Regions from separate parts of the Homo sapiens genome. Here region 1 is linked to region 2. The links are chromatin contacts, found by Hi-C or POLR2A ChIA-PET in ENCODE. All regions are on one chromosome and are shown on one strand. Each heading gives the region's core, a stretch centred on a gene start or an enhancer-like site at or near the end of the contact. The rest is flanking DNA. Distances are from core to core; before and after follow the strand shown.

The links. Hi-C counts contacts between places; a loop is a spot of excess contacts on that map. ChIA-PET counts read pairs that join two places held with the same protein, here RNA polymerase II (POLR2A). Pooled maps may share reads with other maps.
Region 1: a loop to region 2 is called in a map of heart right ventricle, with 2.9 times the contacts of the local background. The contact joins two enhancer-like sites. A Hi-C loop is called at or near these places in 5 of 168 maps with a recorded cell type or tissue (HCT116, Right ventricle myocardium inferior, breast epithelium and 2 more) and 5 of 50 pooled maps. POLR2A ChIA-PET finds 5 or more read pairs at or near these places in 1 of 52 experiments (MCF 10A).

What each region holds. Positions count from the first base shown.
Region 1 is chr12:92,033,489-92,037,830 of GRCh38, forward strand. The region is part of intron 1 of LINC01619 (long intergenic non-protein coding RNA 1619); the gene reads right to left. Among named protein-coding and RNA genes, the nearest start is that of LINC01619, 110 kb to the right of the region's middle. RefSeq lists enhancers at 1,485-1,779, 1,503-1,812. Within about 2 kb of position 1,528, at least 27 of the 41 ENCODE cell types and tissues checked have a DNase peak (open chromatin) inside an H3K27ac peak, as active enhancers do; they include heart right ventricle, where a contact is called at or near this core.
Region 2 is chr12:92,242,333-92,246,705 of GRCh38, forward strand. No RefSeq gene overlaps it. Among named protein-coding and RNA genes, the nearest start is that of BTG1-DT, 98 kb to the left of the region's middle. Within about 2 kb of position 1,864, at least 5 of the 41 ENCODE cell types and tissues checked have a DNase peak (open chromatin) inside an H3K27ac peak, as active enhancers do; they include heart right ventricle, where a contact is called at or near this core.

The DNA of each region.
Region 1 (4,342 bases), core at 278-2,777, 210 kb before region 2:
TTTGGTCACCACATATGGTTTGGGCACGTATTTATTTTGATTCATTTTGACTCTTTTAAATATGTTTTATCTGTATTTTATGTTGAAAATATATCTATCTAACTGCTTTCTTTTTATATGGCCCTAACCATGTCTCACTCAGAAATAGTGTCCCTTCATTCTAATGTGACTTCTTCCTAGTGTTTCACCATGCGGTGAATGAAGAGGGGTGCTGGAAATGTCCCCAGATGTTCTAACATACTTGCCAAAGCTGATTACAGCATTTTTGTTTAATTAAAACAAACTTACATGACATATTTCTTTTCATAAAGGTAGTTTTTGTTTAATTGTAGAAAAGTTAGAAGATACAAATAAGGGAAAACAAGGAGAAGAAGGGAGAGAGGGAGACATGAATGAAGAAAGAGAAGAAGAAAGGAGGGAGGGAGGAAGGGAAAGAGAAAAGAAGACTTGCAGAGAAAACTTATCATCCCCAGAGAAGCCATCATTAGCATCTAAATGTTCAGCTTTTCAAAGCCCCCACCCCTTTTTTTTAACTATATATGGTGGGGTTATTTTTACAAAAATGTGATCATAGTCTTTTTTTTATTTTTATTTATTTATTTTTTTTGAGGCACGGGGCTGGCTCTGTTTCTCAGACTGGAGTGCAGTGGCTTCCTGCAGCCTTGAACTTCTGGGCTCAAGCAATCCTCCCACTTCAGCCTCCAGAGTATGTGGGACTACAGGTGCATGCTGCCACCACACCTAGTTCTTTTTTTTTAGTAGAGACAGAGTCTGCCCAGGCTGTTATCAAACTCCTGGGCTCAAGTGATCCTCTCGCCTTGGCCAACCAAAGTGCTGGGATTACAGGTATGAACCATTGCACCTGGCTGAATCATACTTTTATAACTTGCTTGTTCCACTACTCCATATATCTAAATTATTAAATATTATTTCTACTAAATTCTTAATACTAGGAGTTCTTAACCTTTGAGTGATAGACAGGTTCCTGTTTAAATCTCTTTATATTACATGAAAATGTTGAGCATATGGAGATTTTTCTAGGGAGATGGTTCACAGCTTTTATTGAGCTCCCCAAGGGTGCCCACAATCAAAAATTTTTAAGGCCACTGTTTTACACCCTCATTTTAAATGGTAAAAATAGATATATCTGGAAGAGATATAAACAGACACATATCATGATTTTTTTAACCAAATTCTTGTTACACATTTAATTCCATCCCACTTTTGAACTATTATAAACAATATGCAGTGAACTTAGCTTTTAAAACTTTAACTACATAACTATTTCCCGTGATACTGGCAGAAATGACATTGCTGGGAATTTTTTCAGTGTGAAGTAACACAGATTGACAAATTGTCACAGCACTTAACAAGTGACTTTTTACACCATAGAACCCACCTTGTTCAGATACTACAGCTAGAACTGTATCATGAGAGAGCCACCCTCCTGCACATACTGCAGGAAGGAGCAACATTTCCTGCATTTGTTTGGTTTTGTTACCGACTTGCCGCCCTGCCTGCCACTTTGAGGCACAGTTGCAGCGCCTCTGTTTACATTTTTGGAGGACACGTGGACAAGCCCAGGCAAAGCCGAACAGCACACGGTACATCAATCACACAAGGAACATCTGCTGATTCCCTTGGGGGAAACAGAATGATTCCGAGAGTTGGGGCACTGCCAACGGGAAATTCACACAGATGAAAGCAACAGAATTCATGCTTGCAGTTTCAAGGGGGTGGAGGAAGGAGGAGAAAGAGAGTGGGTAAGCAGCAAGGTGAAATACAGGGTTCCCCCCCGAGTCTCACTTGTTACATATGAAAAGGTTTAAATCAGTGTTTTAAAATATCGGAACTGGAAGTTGTGAAAGCAAAACTATTCTTTGGTTTCAGATGTATTTTCATCTAGAGACCTTATTAAGGAATTTGCTAGAATAGTTTTAGTGACCCAAAAATAAATATTGATTGGTTCTGTATGTATTTATAAAAGTATACCTGGTCTGGGGGATCTGAGGCTACTGGATCATAAGAGAGTACAATGAAACCAGAGTGTGCTAACCTGCACATCTTGAAGGACTAACATCTTCCAGGTTTGCTGTTGTTTACGTGCTGCCTGTGAAAAGCAGAGTTTTGAGTGTTTTCAGCACCAAAGTCCCCTCAAAGCAAAAGAACAAAACCATCAAGATGTTATTGGTAATTCATAATCTGAAGCTGAGCATATAAGAATTTGTCTTTTTTAATTGTGGATACATTGAATTTGGGCTCCCAAATGGTGTTCTTATGATTTCAGTTTTTCTCTCAGAGAAAATACTGTACCAACAAGCCCTGTCAGAAGTCACCTCCAAATGCATGGAATACCAGGAATGACCCCTCCCTTCCTTCAGATCTGATATTTCCTTGGCAAGCACTTTTTCTCAGACTATCTTGCCATCGAATTTCTATACCGCCTCAAGATGACACTTTGTCTAGCAAAAAGTGATGCAAAGCTCTTTTGCAAAAGCCCCTCAAATTAATACACCTTACATATTTTCACTAATAAAACTTTCCTTGGAAGCCCCATATGTGTAATTATGCTTTCACAGATGTAAACAACTAAAACACAAGAAGATTAAATGATCTCTCTGAGATGACCTAGCAAATCATCCACCAAATGCATGATGTCTGACAACTTATGACATACAAATGCTTACACTGACAACTCGCCCTCATCCTTGTTTCTGTGCAGAAAAATAAGGGAAATCGTTTACTGGCCCAGAAGACCTCACGATGGCAAATTCAATCAGATCCTCATTAACCAGATCAAAATGAGGCCTGACAGAGTCTTCATTAGATCTACAAAATCCTGTTCGTTTTAGCTCTGAGTCTCCTGACTTGTCCGTGTCATCATAAATTGGTTGTTTTGAAGTCAGAGAGGACAAAGTGCTTGCAGATGATGGTCACCCTGCCTGACCTATAAGGACAAGGTTCTGTTAGAAAAAATGAAACAGTGCAGCAGTGGCAAGGCCTGGCCAAAGAAATAGGTTTGCTAACCGGCAAGAAACAGAGAAAAGAAAAACCCAGTTATTTAAAAATACTGACCAAAATACTAACAACTACAAAGACATTGTCCCAGTCCCATCACGGAAACCAATGTAAACTTCTCTTGTGAAGCTGAATTACAGGTCACTTAAGTTCTATTACATACATTTTACATTCCCAGTCAGAAAAATGGCATCCTCTATATCTGAAAAAATTCATCTAACCCCAGATGAAGTCTTCTTTTTTTTTTTATAATGGAATTAAATTCTGTCACTTTTTTTAGCAGTGGTGCCAGCGAGACCAGCCACTGAAATAAGCAGAGTTAATGGCCATTGAGTTAACGGACTTGAGAGGGGCCAAAAAGCCGGCTTGCCAATGTGCCCGTGGCTTCCACCATAAAGTCACTCCAATGAATGGGGCACTGCATTTCCAAAATTCTCCTGTCACAAATGCTAATGTTGACCTATCACAGTGCCCAGGCCATCACAGACACTCAATGTTTATTGAATGAATAAAAGAATGATTGTTGCCTGTGAATGATAATAAGTTTTGATTATATTGGTTAGATTCTATTCCAAAAATATGTAAGTATCTGGAACATATTAACTCACTTGCTCTCACTATATGTGGTTATGAAATAGGTTCTCAGATTGGCCCTTTGCCAACAAGCCCAAGCCAGCTCTTAAAGAAATGGAACACTGGAAAGGAAAGCGTGGGACAGAGGCAATGAGATATGAGAAGGAGGGACTGGGAAGATCCTGAGGTTTGGCAGAGAAAGAAGCAACTTGATAGGTTAACTCATATCCGTGGCTTCCAGCACACTGTGGAGACCCATACCAATCTCCCAGAGGCCTAGAGGAAGAGTTTTACCATCCAAAGGAACTACTGATTAGTGGTTAAGCACACAAATTCAGGAGTTCAAATTCCTGCTCTCCTACTTCCTAGATGTATGACTCGGTGCAAAGTATTTAACTTCTGTCTGCCTTAGATATTGTTGCCCTGAAATGAGCGTCAGAATAACTCTCTCCTTGGGCCTTGTGAGGAATAAGATAATACACATAAAGCCCACAGAAGAGTGCTGGCCTGGCCTAGGAAGCACTCAGTTAATGCTAATTTTTATTCTTATCATTAATATCTCCACCTTATACTATCTCTAAGTAAGACAGTAGGGGTGAGCAATTTATCTCATACCATCACAGCTTCTACAAATACATAATAGAGAAGTTGGCTAACTGCGTCAACAGCGGTTGCCTCCTGTTAGTATATGTATCTCTGCATGAAGGAGATAGATATGTGCTTTTCACATTTATGCTCCTGCTATGGGTAA
Region 2 (4,373 bases), core at 614-3,113:
GAACACAGGTGTGCACCACGAGGCCTGGCTTTTTTTTGTTTTTTTTAAAGTTTTTTTGTAGAGGCGCAGTCTCACTTTGTTGTCCAGGCTGGTCTCAAACTCCTTAGTTCAAACCATCCTCCCACCTCAGCCTGTCAAACCGCTGGGATTAAAGGTGTGAGTCGCCATGCCCATCCTGGTATTTTAATCTTTAAAGCATGATTTTGGAGCCAGATAATTTTTGGGATTGGATCCTTACTTCTGATCTTTGCTAGCCATATGAACTTGGGCTATCCAATATGGTAGCCACTAACCACATGTGGTTATTTAAATTTGTATTTATATAAACTAAAAGTAAATAAAAATTCACTTCATTTGCTCTTCCTACAAGTCAGGAGCTCAATAACTTACGTGGCTAAGTGGTTACCATATTGGGCAGTACAGATATAGAACTGTTCCAGCATTGTAGAGAGTTTTATTGGACAGTGCTGGGCTTAATGCTTAAACTCTCTGAACTCATCATACAATAGCACTTAACTGGTGAGCTTATCTGAGGATTGAATAACTTACTATACATAAAGTTCTTAGCAAACTGCAGGTCACAGAGTAGGTGCTCAGTAAATGGTAGCCATAGAACTGACAACAGTAACAACAAAAGCAGCAACATAATTGTGACATATCATATCCCTGGGGATACTTTCAGCAATATTCTTACACAAGGCTTTCTGCCAAAGCTGTGGAGGCTTCCAGGCTTCAGCAATAATCACACAGCTGTTGCTGATGAGAACTCTGTGTCACTGAGCTCAGAGGCTCCTCATTATGAAAGCTCCTTGGCATTGCAGAGAACTGACTAGCAGGCCTCCATCTTGCAAGTGTGGTCCTGCACGTCTCTTGAAAACACTGCTCCAGGCCGGGCGCAGTGGCTCACACTTGTAATCCCAGCACTTTGGGAGGCTGAGGCAGATGGATCACCTGAGGTCAGAAGTTCAAAACCAGCCTGGCTAAAATGGCGAAACCCCATCTCTACTGAAAATACAAAAATTAGCCAGGCATGGTGGCACACGCCTGTGCTCTCAGCTACTTGGGAGGCTGAGGCAGGAGAATCGCATGAACTTGGGAGGTGGAGGTTGCAGTGAGCTTACATCACGCCACTGCACCCAAGCCTGGGCAACAGAGTGAGGGTCTATCTCAAAAAAAGAAAAAAAGAAAGAAAAACACTGCTCTGTCCCAAGACATTTTTCCATAATCTTTTGAATATGATACGATTCCTGTTTTTTTCTGGTGGCTTGAAATGGCATGCTCTGTCAACATATTCTTTTCACAGAAGCTGATTTTGTTTCATTTTTCTTTGTGTCTGCAAACAGAATATGGTTTTAATCTCCCACAGGACTTGTAATTATCATCTTAAGCTTCTAAGTAACCATACTATTGCATCTCTATATCATGTCAAGTAACCAGTTTGATTCATGTTTTAATGGAAATTGTTTAGTTATCATGTAGTCAAATTTACAGAATATATTAGTGATTTGGGGACATAGGTTTTAGAATCTCTAGAATGAATCCCCTATTCCTTAAGTGGAATGAGAAAACCATTGGTCAGCCACCAAATATAACTCATTTCTTCCACTTTTCTCTATTTCCATTATTCCATCTCCATATTCCAAATCACCATTATTTTTCTTCTCATAATCAATTTTCCACCCTGCTTAAAACATCCAATGCCTTCCTGATGCTCTTAGAAAAGAATCCAAATGCCTGTCCATGAGCTTTTATTTTCTTCAGAGAACTTACGTCTAGCTGTAATTATTTATCTGCTCTCCTGTTTATTTTCAGTTTCCCCTCCTGCCACTGTTCCTGCAGATTTCAGCTCCATGGGAGCAGGAATCTTGTTTCCTCACTGAACATTATGTTCTCAGCTCCTGGAAAAGTGCCTGTTACAGAGCAGAAGCTTTCAAAAGGCTTCAAGGCCATCTTCAGGCAGGATGTAAAGAGTAAGCTGCAAGCTTTTAATTTACAACCTAGTACCATGTTTACTGCATTCCGATGTTTTTCTCCCAAAGCCCAATAAATGGTTTTTAACTTTGTTATGTTTGTGCCATAACCACTCCGAGTGGTCTAGTGAATCCTATGAATTCCTTTTCTAAATAATGTTTAAATGCATAAAATTTTGTAAAAACAGGATGACAAAAGAAGGCAACTGCTCAGGTACAGCTATCAAAATACTTAAAAATTTCAGAGCTTCTTTATCACTGTGTTGAAGAACAAGCTCTAGCGGAGGGCCTAAAACCACTGTTATTTTCAGACTACAGCAGTTCATAAACAATATTTTGAGATGTCTGTAACAATTGTAATAAGATATAAATAAATCTGTGATTTCTGCTGGTGACAAAGTCACAGGTACAGCTGCCACTTCTGGGGCTTGTTGCCTTTCTTCTTAGTTAAAGAAACTGACAAATTTCAATTAGAGGTTAATAAAAATGCAGATGTAATTTTTTTTTCATCCACATTGATAGATCTCTTGGATTCTATGCATAGACCTTGGTGGTTCCCTGGGTCTCAGGTGAAGGGACTTGAACTGAATGTGAGAGAATGTGTGTTCAGGTGTGCATTTCTGTGCATCGTGGCTATAAGCGCATTCTCAGCCATGGTGCTCACCTTGGATATTGTCTGCCACCTCAAAAATGATCCAAGACCTTTTTTAGTTACTGGTGTCATTTATTCATTTGTATTTCAAATACTGGGAAAGAAACACAAAAAAAGCTCACTTATGATTCCATCATTAAAAAAATATATAAACCAGGTGAGAATCACCTCTTTCTAACCACCTTACCTCCTAAAGATCATCACTGTTAAGAACTGATGAATATAATGCATGATTTAAAAAGCAAAATAGATGTGTGTGAATGTGTGTGTGTGTGCACCCGCGCATCAAACATATATCTACAAGAATGAAGTGATATTGAACAAATTCATTTACTCTTGGCTTTTTGTCACTTAATATATGTTAGACTTGTTTCCAGATTACATTTTATTTTTTTAATGACTGCTTGATATTCTTTTGTATGATGCACCACAATTTATTGATATTTTCTAGTAAGTGCTTTTATTTGCCACCACACATAATGCTACAATGAGCATCCTGTATGCATGCTTTTCTGTATCCTTGCTAGTATTGTACAAAATAGATTCCTAGATGTGGAATAGTTAGGTCAAGGAGTATGTTTACTTAAGATTTTAATATAGATTACAAATTACTGAAACAAAAAGGTATTTAATTTACATTTCAATAAGAATATCTATTTCCTAACTCTCCTACCAAAACTGGAGATATATACAATTATCCACCCATCAAATTGGCTAATACATATTTTAAAAATATATAACATATATATTTAAAATATAGTATATTTAAATCTATTTGCCACTATATAACATACATTTATATTTTATATATTAACTATATAAATATTTAATTATAATTATAAATATTTAAATTTAGTATATATTCATATTTTATATATTAAGAATCAAATATATGTAAATACATATTCCCTTTTTTTTTTTTTTTTGAGATGGAGTCTTACATTGTCACCCAGGCAGGAGTCCAGTGGTGTGATCTCAGCTCACTGCAACCTCCACCTTTCAGGTTCAAGCAATTCTCCTGCGTCAGCCTGCTGAGCAGGCTGAGTAGCTAGGGTTACAGGTGCCTGCCACCACACCCGGCTAATTTTTGTATTTCTAGTAGAGATGGGGTTTCACCATCTTGGCCAGGCTAGTCTTGAACTCCTGACCTTATGATCCACTCGCCTCGGCCTCCCAAAGTGCTGGGATTACAGGCGTGAGCCACTGTGCCCGGCCATATTTGCCAGGTTGATGGGTGAAACTGTTAGCTTACTACTTGAATTAATTTACTTTCCCCTGATAACTAGTGAAATTGGTAATTTCTTCATTACTTTATTGATCATTTATATTTCCTTTTCTGAGAATTGCCTCTGAATTTATAGTATTCATTAGTATTTATACCTGATATTAATCTTTAACATATTAATTAGTATATGTTATTTTTATATAGAAGATGACAACCCTTTATCAGTAGAGGATGTTACAAGCACTTTTTCCTAGTCTGTCTTTCTCCTTCGTGTGTGTGTGTGTGTGTGTGTGTGTGTGTGTTTTCAAAAACAGGTGGTCTCAATTATCCAAGGAGAACTGATACAAGAATTCTATTTTAAGTAAGTCTGCTTTTAAAATGGACCAAAATGTCATAATAAATCTATTTTTCAATGCATTTACTCTTTACCTTGTAAAATAAAATGGAAAACAAGGAATTAAGTTGATTTTGTCTTATATTAAGTTTAATTCTAAAACTTAGTTAATTGTTAAAACATGCAAATGCA